4 separate regions of the Homo sapiens genome follow, and all the other regions are linked to region 1. The links are chromatin contacts, found by Hi-C in ENCODE. All regions are on one chromosome and are shown on one strand. The core of a region is the stretch at or near the end of the contact, and the rest is flanking DNA. Distances in the headings are between cores, read along the strand shown. Region 1 overlaps PIWIL4 (piwi like RNA-mediated gene silencing 4). Region 2 overlaps MAML2 (mastermind like transcriptional coactivator 2). Region 3 overlaps SMCO4 (single-pass membrane protein with coiled-coil domains 4). Region 4 has its middle 75 kb from the start of FAM76B.

Region 1 (3,402 bases), core at 178-2,677:
AATGTTGGGATGTGATGTAATCATGCCTTGGCCCCAAACAGTCTGCAAAGTCAGCTACACACACATGCCCTTTGGGAAATGAGGCAACTGTGGATGTCCCACCAGGTGATGCAGCACCGGAGGAAGTGGTCCTCTCTGAAATGCACAGAAGGTGGCAAGAATTCACAGGAAGCAGGAATTTGGGGCCATAGGTCACTTGGAAAAACCTAACCCTCCAAGAATCCCCTGAAATATAGGGAACACTGGATACCAACATTTATGTGATGAGGTGGGAGTCAGTTTATCTTAAATCTTAAGGAAAAGATGACCCCAATGAGTTGCAAAATATGCAGACACCAATGGCTGTTATAGGGGTAACAAGAAGTACTGTATTTTAAAATTAATATTAGAAATGTGGAAAGGAAATAAAATATTGATTAAAATACTAAGATTAATATTTTCTTCGGTGCTTTGGAGAAATGCATGGCAATTTGCAAATATATCATGGGAGGGTATGTTCAGACTGTAGATATAAAGCAGAACTAAAATTATAGATTAAAGGAGTTCAAAAAGTATCCTGTACTTACCAGCTGAACATCAGGATCAACATATTGCTGTATAGCTCTAACAAATGCAGCTGGATTTTCTTGTACTTTTATGCTACATAAAAAGATTAATTTTGAAGCTATGTAACTTCCTTCTTAGTAGCACATACTTATATGGCATTAGAAATAATACAAATAAATTTTCATAACAAACTAGTAGTTTTAGGAAAAATTATTAGAGAAAATAACCTTTTGAGTCTAAAATTGTTTCTTAAACTACAAAATATGACAAAAACATTTCGCAATAATTTTTACAGTGTAAAAAATGGTTTGGTAGAAAATCAGATCTTCTCAATTGTCCAGAATCCCTATAATCAATAATTCTGTTGTTCAAAATGGGGTTGAAAGTGAACTTTTGAAATCCCAAGTCTCACAGTATCAAATGTCTGAAAGAGTGTTCAAGCTCAACCAGGATTAAGATTTCTGTAAGAGTGAATTGCTATAGGAATCTAAAAATGAATGTTTCAGAAAACATCAGGTTAATGAGACCAAGATATTCAGCTAATTTGCATGATTTAGACAAAAATATCTTTATTTTCCTTAGTGGTTGCTTGTCTGGAGCCTGGAATGTCTAGCCTTAATCAGCGCACAAGTACTTAACAATTATCTGTTCTGTGCTTACATTATGTTAGGGGCCAGCAGCTCCAAAAGTAATTCTCACACACATAGGAATTTGTAAAACTAGTTTCTTTATGTAGAATCAGCCTCTTTTATGTGTATATAAGTGAACTGTCCCAATGCCCAGCGGCTTTTTAAAACTCGCCCAGCAGGTGACAGGACCATCAACCCCATGACTGCAGATACTAACAGACCTATGTGACTGGCTGGCCGAACCGTCTCAGCAACTAGATGGTCCTGACTCATCCAATTCAAACTCTCGCACTCTGACTCTGCTGCACTTACAGTCCACTCCTAAAATCATCAGGTGAATGTTTTAGAAGACAGAAGCTATGCATATAAATCTAACAGGTAAATGGATACTTCATGGAAAAAAGAAGGTTGAAATAAAATACGAGCTTTCAAATAAAACAGGCCAAGGACAGAACATAGCAATGGGCTTGTTCCAGAATTCACATGAGAAAGAGCCTGTGATGTCAGCCCAGGATCTGCGGACTGTGGCTTCTTTCATAATCATTTCCTGCTTTATTAGCTCATGGGTTTAGAGAAAGTAGAGCGGGTGAAACTCAATCCAGGCTATTTATTAACAGATTTGATAAGAGGAGAGTTCTAAACAATGGTGTTAAATGAGACTTTGGGATTAATACTTGTGCTGCTGATGCAATTAATTAGTAACTATGTGTTTAAAGAATAACTCCATTATAACAAAGAAAAGTATCTGTTCCTCTTTTCTAAGCATATCAGTTTCAGTAAAATGAGGCATGACCAACTTTATGGCTTTTCTAAAGCAAAACAGTATTTATTTTCAGTGTGATTGTATATGTATCTCTTACTCAATGAAAAACTATTTATTTATCTTTCTCATTCCCAGCAACTGGCATAGTATCTACACATATTAGTACTCAATAAACATTCTAAGAATAAATGGTTGACCTTAGTCTTATCAGAAAACTCTCTGAATGACTAATAGTATGCTACAGTAACAGAATCAGAAAAGCTTATTTGAGATCTATTTTCATATTAAATTTTAAAGCATAAAATCAAGTAAAAGTCAGGACATGCAACTTCTGTTTTTTAATATCCATTTCCTATTAAGTAAATAACTGATATGAAAAACTGATCTGAAAGAAGGAAAAACAGTTGAGAAGACAATATATGGACTTATTAAAGATTTATATCCCAACTGGTACTGGAAAGATTTTCAGGTAATGACACTACTGCTTAAGAACTGGGTACAAGTTTTACAAAGGCCAACATAAAATATATTCTAACTTTATAAAAGTTTAGTCATTACAAAATCTATCTACTTATGACTACTTTCTTGGCACTTTACATTAGGAAACTACTGGGATAAAGAAGCTTTTGTTGATACATCTGCCATTATTCCCTACCTTCTAACCAAACCAAATTAATATATGAACAAAATTCAATGTATTCTCACATTTTGGGGTAGTCCACATTAAATCCCATGGAACCTGCAACTCTTCTCAAGCAGTTCAGAAAGCTCTCGGCAACATATTCAGTTCTGTCGCTACATAAAATCAACCAGGTATTCAAAGACTGTGCATTTAAAATCTTGCAAGTTCGAATATCCTTGGACCAGTCAGCAGCAGACACAGGTTGACACTGAGAAAAATAATGATCATGAAAGGATTGAACAAATTTATTCAGAGAGCAGCTAAATAAAGACAGTGTGAAGATGGCCAACTTTTGTTATAACTGTTTAACACAGTTTGCTATTCAGTCTTAAAACACAGATGCAGGCACTGCACATCCGAACAGAATACATGTGCTTTCTGGGAGTGGAAGCATCTGGGCGTCATCCCAGGTCTTCCAGGCACTGGTGGCCCTTGGAGGTCCCTTTAACCTCATGATTCTCTGCGGTGCACAGAGAATGGTGTCTGATTCAAAGATCTCTGAGGTTCCCTTCCAGCTCTGAGTATCTATGCCTTTATTATGAATGACTCAGGCAAACAGCCTGTATCATTTTATCTTTTACTTTAAGCATCTAAATATCTCAGAGAATGCTGATTATCAATACTCTAGGTCATCATAATAAAACTAACACACCCTACAGAACAGTTAAGTGTTGCAAGAAGTCAGGGACCCCAAACGGAGGGACTGGCTGAAGCCATGGCAGAAGAACATGGATTGTGAAGATTTCATGGACATTTATTAGTTCCTCAAATTAATACTTTTA
Region 2 (3,594 bases), core at 878-3,377, 1.6 Mb before region 1:
AAGTTTCCTCTTAACAAATTTTCAGTGTGAAATCATTCCTTGAAAAAGGGAGTAAAAAAATAGGAATTAAGATTTTTTTTATCTTTGTGTCATCTAGTGACACCTACTTTTAACTTCAGCCATATACAATCCTAGATTCTTTGGCTCTGAACTTTAGAAGAAAAATTCTTTTAGTCCTCTTCAATATTTTAGAATAATAAATTAAGCCAACTGAATAAAAATATAAGTATCCCAGTTCCAGTTTTTAAAGCTATTTCCTCTTGTGATGGATTCTTTTCTGAATGAAGAATTAGCTTCCCACAGATGTTCCTGAATATTTCAGCAAGGACACCTACAATCAGATCTAAACAACCAAAACAAAATGCCCAACAAACAAAGTAGCAAGTAGATTTCACATTCTAATAGCTTATGTTGTATGTCCACAGAATGAATATAATGAAACATGACATGAATGAGTAAATCTGTCAGAAGAAAAACAGATTTGCTGTTGCAAATTAACTAGTAGTGCTGCAGTTTCAAAGCTGTAGATTTTCAGTTACCTGAAATTAGTCATAGTGGTAAGAGACTACTTTTCTTTCTAGTCTATCCCGCAATAGTGTTTAAGCTTATTTCAGGTATTTCAAATGGAGAATTCAAAGCATCCACTTTAAATGAGTCTTAAAAGTCTATTCTCTTCTAGGAGTAACTATTGGTATGTAAAAACACTACATTAATACATAAAGATTTCCTAGGAAGTAAATTATAAGCACGAAACTTGTGCCATACAAAATGGCTACTTGTTTAAAAAATTGTTCAGAGAAGTCAGATTAGGTCCTATTGGCTATAATTGGATAATGGAAATCCATTTTATATGCATTACCAAACTCTCATCAAATCATACCTCAAGGCACCAAGAGGCAAATCACCTCTTGTATTAAACTAGATATGGCCGGTGAATAATGGGTGCAGAGGTGGTCATTTCCATGAGTGGAACCAGATATAGAAAAAAAAAAACAAAACAGTTTCTAGCATTGAGCTAGAAGCTTCTCTTTACTAATAAGATGTGACTGAATTCCAGGAATATTTGTTCAGTTAAAAGAGTAATGGTTTCTCCTCAGTGGCTCTTTGGACATTTGAAATCTTTTGCTTATTTGTTTAGCAGAATTTTTTTTTTAATGTTGAACAAATGCACAGCAGCTTTGGTGGTGCTCTGACCAGCCCCATAGAATGCTGCCTCAAAAGTTTTTCCTGTGACACTTCCTTTCAGAGATGTTTCACATGTGCTTTTTTCCTTCTGCCCACACTCTGTGTTCACCACCAACTTTCCATTGTCAGTCCCCTCCCACACACAATTTCACTCTCTCATACACTCCCTGAATCTTACAGCAGCTCAAACTACCACTCACGTTTTCATTACATTATGGGAAAGGAAAAAAAAAAACTGACTTCCTCAAAAAGGACATAAAGTTCATTTTTTAAAGGACTTAACGTTTTCAAAAAGATTTTCTTTTGTAAGATCTCCTCATTCCTGCCTGTTGTACTTGCCATAATAGGGACATACAGGCTTTCTCTTTGCTTGTGGGACCCCCAAGCCATTTTTCTCTGTTGACTGGTTTTCTCATCAGAAGTTCTTAATTATGAGTCAATAAAATAATACTCTACAGTCACAGCCCCAGGGAAGGGAAGGATTGCTTAAGTATCTAGGTTATTCAGGGAAGGATGGGGGTAGAGAGAGATGTGTTGGCTTTCCATTTTCTATTCAAGCAAAAGCAGTTTTAAAATCTGAAATTAGAAAGGTTATAGGAACTGCTTAAATCAGACTTTCATGTCTGTGTTATAAGCTTCCAACTTGGGAAAGCTTAAGAAAAAGAAACCTAAGGTTTCAAACATGTGCTTGTTTCAAAGCACAAACTTGGCGACTTCTCACATTGCTTTCACTAAACCTAAGAGTTCTCATACAAGTGAGGTCTGTTTTCATCACTTTCCAGCAAAGATTAAATAGCAGGGTGCTGTAGTGATGATTCTGGTTACTGAGATTTCATTGCCAAGTCAGAAACATCAGAGGGACAACTCCATTTAACCATAGGCCAAAGATACCTCTGCCACATGAAGGCCAGGCCAAATGCCAGCCGAATGAATCAGTATGCACAGTGCTGGAGTCAGAAGCAGACACCTCTTCTGGAGTGCTTAGTCCATAGACTGGAGTGAAAAATATCAGAGCAGAGGAGAAGAACAGTAATAGGTGGACATTCCTAAACACGACAGTTATTTAAAACTTTTTTTTTTTTTTTGAGACAGAGTTTCACTCTGTCGCCAGGCTGGAGTGCAGTGGCACGATCTCGGCTCACTGCAACCTCTGCCTCCCTGGTTCAAGCGATTCTCCTGCCTCAGCCTCCCGAGTAGCTGGGGTTCCAGTCACATGCCACCATGCCCAGCTAATTTTTGTATTTTTACTAGAGATGTTGGCCAAGATGGTCTCCATCTTCTGACCTTGTGATCCACCACCCTCGGCCTCCCAAAGTGCTGGCATTACAGGCGTGAGCCACCGCACCCGGCCTGTTTAAAACTTCTTACTCACTTTGGATAAATGATGCTGGGAGTTCAAGCATTTACTTCCAAGACAACCTGGGATAGGATCAGCAGTGATTCCTTAAGTGAAGCTACGTTTATACCTCAATTCTTTTGTTTATTCATTCATCTGTTTAAAATAAAATATTTCTAGAATACCTACTAAGTGTCAAGAAAATACCAAATATATTTCTTTTGGCATCTAGGTAATGAGTTAATTTGAAAGTCTGAGAAAACCAGCAATCTGGAATAACAGTGGCTTTTATTAATCATCTGCTATGTGCCACATTTTATATGTTATCTCATTTAGCTATCACACTTAGCTTCTAAAAAAGATGGGGAGAAAGTATCCAAATGAATGTGCAGAGACAACTTGATTCACAGAGGTAAGAAAGACCCCTCAGACACCCACTGAAGATACTGGGAATTTCAAATAAGGTTAAAGGTACATTACTCAGGGCACCAGGAATGTTCAAAAAATGGACCACAGTTCAGTAGCAAGGAAGCCTCTAGGCACTATTCACATTTGTTTGAGTCACAATTTTAAAATGAGTGAAACTTGTGTCTTTGAATTCAGTATCATTTACCAAATCATACTGTGCTTGTGATATTTGTGCATATGGTAGCCTCTGTGTAAAAAGCTTCTCTCTATGAGATACACTGGCTAATAGTTGTTAAGGGGCCCGGCTCTAAAGCCAGGGGCTATTGGGTTCAAACTGCCACTCTAACACTCACCTACTATGTAGCCTTGAGAAAGTGATTTCAAGCTCTCTCTATCGGTTTCTCATCTGTAAAATGAGGATAATGCTACTTCCTACATAGTGGAGTTGTGAAAATAAAATGCATGTGAGTTACTTAACATAGTAGCCAACATTCACAAAATAATTATCATTGCATCTGCCCCTCTTTTCATCACATTTTTTTTTGAGACGGATTCTCACTCTTGTTGCCCAGGCTGGAGTGCAATGGCACAATCTCAGCTCACCGCAACCTCCACCTCCCGGGTTCAAGAGATTCTCCTGTCTCAGCCTCCTGAGTAGCTGGGAT
Region 3 (3,637 bases), core at 1-2,500, 1.1 Mb after region 1:
AGGGTGTGTGGCTGACGCAGGTGCTGCCTGTCAGCGGTTGCCAAGGTTGGTTTGTGAGCTCTGTTGTGTCTTGAGAAGGTTGAAGAGTGGGCTGCTGTACTGAGAGGGTTGTGTGTCGGAATTCTGTCTCTAGAAGGTCCTCAGCAGTGCAGTGGAAAGGGCAATGGCCTAGAGCTCAGATATGTGGCCTTGTCAGGTCTGGGTTATTTTGGAGAACACACATTGAACTTGGGAATTAGTCTGTACTTTAGTCCTGATTGTGCCGTGTGGTAGACATACTTAGGCTTCCATTTCCTCATTTCTCAGTGAGTGATAAAAATGCCTGTTCCACCTGCCTCCCAGGATGGTGGTGATGATTAAATGTCATGATGTAGGGAAAAAGTGCTGAGGAAACCACAGGGCTCTCAAGGAAGTTTCTCTGATGAGAATTTTGAGTGTACAATGGTGCGTGAGAACAGTGGGGCTGACCTTGGAGATGTGAGGAGGATGGATGCGGATGTGAAGAGCAGCAGGTTTGCTTTATTTCATTTTTGTTTTTGGCAGCAGCTTGTTTCCTCTACCATCGCTTCACTGGTGAAGTATAATGTTCCACTGTCTACCTGGTGTTGTACTGCCTAGTGCTGAATGCTCTAGGATTTCACTGGAATTTGTCCCTGCCAAATTCCTTGGATTCACTCTCCCCAAAACTCTCATCTCTTTGGTGAAATGAGTTGTAATTTAGGAGATCATTCTGTAACTGCGGTGGTTGAAAGTACATAGCAACTTTCCCTGGTCTTGTTTGTCTTCCTAATTTTTTTTTTTTTTTAGCAAATATTTGTCTGTTTCTGTTCTCTAATCTTGAGCAGCCAAGCGTGTGAGTGGGCTGGAACCTGGTGGTCTGCCCCTGGGGAGGGGAGGGGGTCCCCCTTGGGTGGTGCTTGCTCTTCATTGGACCCTTTCTGTGCTTGATGCTTTGTAGAACATCAAGGTACAGTAGGCAGAATCCCTTGTTTTATGGGAAGATATGTATACTCAAACCAATATGAGTGTTAGGGATAGACAGCTTGAGAAGTCCCTGTCATGAGAGGTGTAACCCTCAGTCCAAGTGGATGAAGATGGATTATTGGGGATAGTCAGAGAGGATAAACTGTTGGCAGGACTTCTGTGACTTTTTGCTTTTTCACAACTGTTTGAATCAGCTCTTTCCAAGCTGGGGTTTCTGTCCAGCTATCCTGAGATAATTTCTTGAGTCATCACTGTTGCAGTGCACGTTTCATCTGACAGGAAAGCAGGGGCCCATGCAGGGCTCTGCTGAAGTCAGTGGCCCTGTCTTGTTTTTTGGCTTTGAGAATGGTACTCGAAGACTAAGTAGGTCACAGATATCTATTTTGAATTGAGTATGACTGGGCTGCTTGGACATCTAATTTCCGGATCCAATCCTGTTGGTCGCGTTTGCCCAGGAGTTTGGCAGCAAGCACTCTCTGGTTGGTCGTAGGGTGTATTTATAAAGTGGGAAGAGTCTGGAGACACTGCAGTTCTCTATTCCTGCAGGAGAGCCAGGAGTGGGTGGGCTTCAAAACCCTTTAGGAATGGGGGGAGTGGAATTTTTCCACCTCACTTCCTTAAATTTTCTGAAAATTGCTGATCCTCACTAACTCTATGGAACTTTTTTCTTTCAAGGAATCAAATTTAATTTTTACCCAATATTAGCTGGCCTCTGCTTCAAGTTGGATAATAGCTTCAGTTGCTGTGTGCCTTGCCTTTTATGCAGATTATCTCATTTAATCCTCACAACAAGCTCAGAAAGTGGTTATTATTTTCTCCATTTTACAGAGGAAAAGACCTGAGAATCAGTGGGGCAGTAATTTGCTGACAGACCCAGTGTGTAAGTAGCAGTGCTTGAGATTCAAACGTAAGATCTTCTGATCAGAGTGTGGCCTTTTGCTGCATAGCACAGTGGTCTCAGGAGCCCTGGGAGGTGTTCTGGCCACAGCTGGAAGTGGCAGCAGGAGCCCTGGGAGAGGGTATTCTGACCACAGCTGGGAGTGGCAGTACAGTAGTGGCTCCTTGGCCCATTGTGGGTTGAGTGCAACCTTCCTCTGAGTAGAGGCCAGCTGTGGGTGTTGGGGATGTGGGCCGCCCAGCCCAGGGAAGCATCTGTCTTTGTGGAACTGGAGTTATGTTTTATGATGTCACTCTGGTGTGACTGGATCACAGAATTCTGAGTTTATACCCTTTGTTGGATTTTTTTCCTGTTTCACTATTTTTCTGTGGGTCCTTGCCCAAGACCTTGGATGAGTGCAGTGAGCAGGCGAGATCTGTGAGTTAACATAGGTGGGGAACGCATTGGATGCACCACCTCCTCTGTGTGCACTGGCTGTTGACCCACCATTCCTCATCATCAGTACTCCGTGCCTTCCCTGCATTTTGGAGGACTAAGCACTTTTGTAGCGGGGAGTGTGTGTTTTGCCTTTCTCTTCAGTTTGTCCCCATAAGCTACTTCCAGGGGCCTGGCAGTAATGCTGCTGCTCCAGGTCATTTGTGTTTGTGGAGTGTCAGAGTTTTCAGGACTTTGCCCAGAAAGTCTTGTCCAGTGCTCCCAGGGAGTGGTCGTCATCATCTCCATTTTACAGATGGGGATTCTTAAGGGAAGTCACTCTTAGGTAGCATACTTCTATACCATAGCTTCCCCTGTAAGTTTCATAAAACACAACCGAGAAGATGCCTGTTTAAAATCAGCTTGTATTCCGAAAGTGAAAGAATGCCCTCTTCAAATGCCCTGGGGATCGTGTACACAGTAGGGTTCTCTTCTCCCTCAGGAATGTGTGGTCCCATCCTAGGTTCCCTCCCGGCCGTTTCCTGGCTTTGTGAGCCTGAGCTGGTTACTGAACCTTTCTGAGTCTGTGTCCTATAAATTGGTGATGATAGTACAATCTAAAAGAGGCTGTGGTAAGATATATATGAGATAGTGTATGTGAGATCACCCAGGCTCAATGTGTTGTAATCGCTTGTTTTTATTTTTCAACCAGGATGGCTTGAAGAAAATACAGATCTCAGCTACAGAGGTTGAGGCCTGAGAAACTCCCCTCCCCTGAAGGGCATTAGTAACTGATCTTCCCTGCACACTTCCTCCCCCAAAACAAGAAGGAGAGGATGAAGCTTAAAAACCCTGTTTCAGCTAGAATCTTTCCAAGGTTTTCTCATTCTTTTGGTTTTGGAATGGGGTGCTGATATATGCTTCATTTACTGGAAACCAAAACTAAGGAAGTCCATGTTAACCACACAGCCTCTCAGAAATGCCCAGTATTTTTAAAAATGAGGAAATGCCAAAACACGATTTTAGAAAGCGGGGTATTTTAAATTTACATATTGGACGTGTCAGCACTTTTAGCACACACACTTTCACTGATTGTATAATTATCTTGAAAAGACTTAAAAAACTAAATTTGAGGTTTTCTGGTCTCATTTCTTGCGGGGTCTTGCTCTGTTGCCCAGGCTAGAGTGCGGTGGCATGATCTCAGCTCACTGCAACCTCTGCCTCCCAGGCTCAGGCGATTCTCCTGTCTCTGCCTCCGGAATAGCTGGGACTACAGGCATGTGCCACCATGTCCAGCTAATTTTTTATATTCTTGGTAGAGATAGGGTTTTGCCATGTTAC
Region 4 (3,164 bases), core at 470-2,969, 1.1 Mb before region 1:
AATATATTGATGTTAACACCCTAAACCCATAAGGATGGGAATTTTTTTTGTTGTTCTTTTTATTGCAGCATCCTGGTCATTTAGAGCAGTGCCTGACACATGATATAAACCCCCGAAGTTTTGTTGAATAAATGAAGGAATGAACAATCTTGTTTAAGTAGACTAATACAAGACAATCTACGCTCTGCCTCTCTAGTATATCTGAGAATGTCTTGTAGGTATTCTCAGGAGTGCTGAGAAAAGATGTTTTTGAGAGACTTCTATGTATCTTGCATTATGTTGGGCTCTTGGGATTTTGTGGTTAACAAGTTAGTCATGCTCCCTGCCATGAAATGAGCATATAGTTTAGTGGGGAAAAGAAAGACTTAAAAAGTGAATATAAGAGGGATGGTTTTTATGGGGAAAAAAAACAAAACGTACAGAGAGTGGAGCAATGTGAGCACTGTAGGAGACCCAGCATGTGAACAGAGGCAGCATTCTGAAAGCAAGTCTCAGAGAACATGAAAACATCTTAAAAACAAAAACAACAAAAATTTCAAATGAAAGGTATTATCAGCAAAGGCCTTGTGATTAATTAGCTGCTCTATCTCTTTCCTGGGGTACAAAGTGAGGAGGACAATTGTCTCAGTGGTTCTGACGTGTGTATGACCCTGAGATGCAGTTAAGGAATCAAGCCTGAATAGGTCAGCAAGCCACTTGTTCTAAAATTCTTCTTGGGAGGAAACATCTGTGTCTCTTTCAGGATGCCAGCCATCACATGGGTCTTTCAACATTAGCATATTTTTCAGCCATCTGCAGTGGTTGCCTCCCTCCCACACAAGCTTAGTCACTGCACACAAACACACCTTTGTCCAAACTTCAGTACCAGGCTTTACAATGAAAGTCTCTGTGGCATCTCCGTGGAACCACATTTCCCAAGAGTGCTGCATAGCTATTTTACTTGCAATGCATTTATCACTTTTTAGCTCATTTGAATGCATGGGAAAACACAGAAGACTGTTGTCGTAGGTGGTGGTGTTTTATGGTTGTTATTGTTTTTCCTTAAAGTCATAGGGTAAAAGAAAGCTTGAAATATCATTTGTTTTCACTTCCTACTAGGCAATTAGGTAGACCCACTCTTAAATAAAACCTCTAATTTAGTATCCTCTCATTTTCAACTCACCTACAGTGATGAAGTTCTACAGGCTCCCTATGTTAAATTATTCTAGCGTTAATAAACCTTATTTTTGAAAATTTCTTTTACTTTTAGCTAAAGTATCTTCCATTGTCTCTGGAGGTAAATGTTAAGTTTCAGTTGTAGAACTACATCAGCTTATGATACAGTTAAGAGCAAAGGTCTTGGAATCAGGCAAATGTAAGTTCAAATTTGACCTCTGCTTCTGATGAACTGTGTGATTTGAGACAATTATATGACATTTTGCATACCAGTTTCCTTTTCTTCATCTGTAAACTGAAGAAACTAACACTCATATCAAGAGAATAATGTCTGCGACCATGATATTGACCCAGTTTCTCCCCCGTAATGAGTATTTGATGTATAGTGGTTATCATTATTGTAATGTTTAAAGTATCTAATAATAATATTGGGAGGAGGAACCATGAATGTTTTGGATTTGTTCCCTTCACAGCCCTTAGTGCCATGGATATGGTAGGTACTCAGGATTTGTGTATAAATGATTAACAAAAAAGTAAGATAGTAAGAGTAAGGAGCAACCTGCTCTTCTATTAACTAGCTTCATGCCGGGGTAAATCATTTACACTTCCTGAATCTTAGTTTCCTCATGTGCAAACTGGTAGTTTTATAAATGCAAAACTGGTAGTTTTGCACTTGGATATTTATGATGAGTATTTAATTTGTTCTTTCAGGTCTCCAGAGAAGGAAGTTCTTTGGGCAAAATTTTTGAGTTTAAGAATTATTTCTTAATGATAATCTGATTTTTCAAAGCTTTCAGGTATTCTCAGCAAACTAGCGCAGGAACAGAAAACCAAACACTGCATCTTCTCACTCATAAGTGAGAGTTGAAAAACGAGAACACATGGACACTGAGAGGGGAACATCACACACTGGGGCTGTCAGGCAGTAGTGGGCAAGGGAACGGAGAGCATTAGAACAAATACCTAATGCATACGGGGCTTAAAACCTAGATGATGCGTTGACAGGTGCAGCAAACCACCATGGCACATGTATACCTATGTAACAAACCTGCACATTCTGCACATGTATCCCAGAACTTAGAGTAAAAAAAAAGTTTTTTGAGAAGAGATATCAGAAATATTGTCATATTTTCTTGATTAGAGTCGAGATAAAAAGAAGTAAATGTTGAGTGTCTGCTCCCTTTGGTATTATCTTATGGACAGCATAGGACCAGGATTGAATCCTGATGACCACACTGGAAGAAGAAGTGGAAAATGAGGTGAAGGAGCCCAATTCTAGAACAGTTCAATTTCATTTGTTATTCTGGTGATTAATGTCTTCAGCTTTATACCTGGAGTGTTTCCAAAGCTTTTCACTAGATGCTCACCTTGACTCTGCCCAATATTCTCAACCTCAGCTAAATAAAACTAGTTTTTGACACCTAAAGAAATGGAACTTGTAAAACGTGGACATAATTCTACTTAAAGAGACAATGATAAACCCATACTTACATTCATTTAACTGTATTGATTTTTTTCTCAGAATTTAAGTGGGTTGAGGCAAAGAGGTATGTGACAGGGAGGAAGGGGAAAATCTTCTGGGGCACTTATATGCTTTTTAGAGTTTCTTTCTATACCTAACTCTTCTCTGGGGTGCTGAGGGTTCCAAAATAAATATTAATTACATCACAAAATTCTAAGAAGATGAATTTTTTTTGTCAGGTTCACCAATGGTCACTTTGGATTCCCAAAGAACACAGTAAACTTTAATTAGGTGATTAAACCATTAGGTGAAAAAGGAGTATTTCAGTATTAGAATAATCTTCTCATCTGATTCCCCAATCAACAAGCCATATGGAATCAACATACCAATATTGACTCTAATACATATTAGTCAGAATATAAAGTTGAAAGAGGTAAATAAGACTACCTCCCTAGGTGTGTATGTGGACTTACAGAACCTAGTTATATGGTGGTATTATACAATGGAATTACGTCACATTTATTCATTTTTGATGGGCAGGTGGCAT

What was found. Hi-C counts contacts between places; a loop is a spot of excess contacts on that map. Pooled maps may share reads with other maps.
Region 2: a pooled map shows a loop between it and region 1 (5-fold over the local background). The contact joins two enhancer-like sites. A Hi-C loop is called at or near these places in 2 of 37 single-sample maps with no recorded cell type and 1 of 50 pooled maps.
Region 3: a pooled map shows a loop between it and region 1 (9-fold over the local background). The contact joins two enhancer-like sites. A Hi-C loop is called at or near these places in 3 of 37 single-sample maps with no recorded cell type and 2 of 50 pooled maps.
Region 4: a map of GM12878 shows a loop between it and region 1 (4-fold over the local background). The contact joins two enhancer-like sites. A Hi-C loop is called at or near these places in 1 of 168 maps with a recorded cell type or tissue (GM12878), 5 of 37 single-sample maps with no recorded cell type and 6 of 50 pooled maps.

What each region holds. Positions count from the first base shown.
Region 1 is chr11:94,601,221-94,604,622 of GRCh38, reverse strand. PIWIL4 (piwi like RNA-mediated gene silencing 4) reads right to left here. Exons shown (of 20, transcript NM_152431.3): 12 at 2,644-2,828; 13 at 567-639. The region is part of intron 4 of PIWIL4-AS1 (PIWIL4 antisense RNA 1); the gene reads left to right. Among named protein-coding and RNA genes, the nearest start is that of LINC02700, 35 kb to the left of the region's middle. RefSeq lists an enhancer at 1,497-1,716. Within about 2 kb of position 1,427, at least 11 of the 41 ENCODE cell types and tissues checked have a DNase peak (open chromatin) inside an H3K27ac peak, as active enhancers do.
Region 2 is chr11:96,186,469-96,190,062 of GRCh38, reverse strand. The region is part of intron 1 of MAML2 (mastermind like transcriptional coactivator 2); the gene reads left to right. Among named protein-coding and RNA genes, the nearest start is that of MIR1260B, 150 kb to the left of the region's middle. RefSeq lists an enhancer at 2,144-2,203. Within about 2 kb of position 2,127, at least 12 of the 41 ENCODE cell types and tissues checked have a DNase peak (open chromatin) inside an H3K27ac peak, as active enhancers do.
Region 3 is chr11:93,523,469-93,527,105 of GRCh38, reverse strand. The region is part of intron 1 of SMCO4 (single-pass membrane protein with coiled-coil domains 4); the gene reads left to right. Among named protein-coding and RNA genes, the nearest start is that of SMCO4, 18 kb to the left of the region's middle. RefSeq lists enhancers at 159-328, 359-458, 2,907-3,006. Within about 2 kb of position 1,250, at least 10 of the 41 ENCODE cell types and tissues checked have a DNase peak (open chromatin) inside an H3K27ac peak, as active enhancers do.
Region 4 is chr11:95,713,603-95,716,766 of GRCh38, reverse strand. No RefSeq gene overlaps it. Among named protein-coding and RNA genes, the nearest start is that of FAM76B, 75 kb to the left of the region's middle. Within about 2 kb of position 1,719, at least 6 of the 41 ENCODE cell types and tissues checked have a DNase peak (open chromatin) inside an H3K27ac peak, as active enhancers do.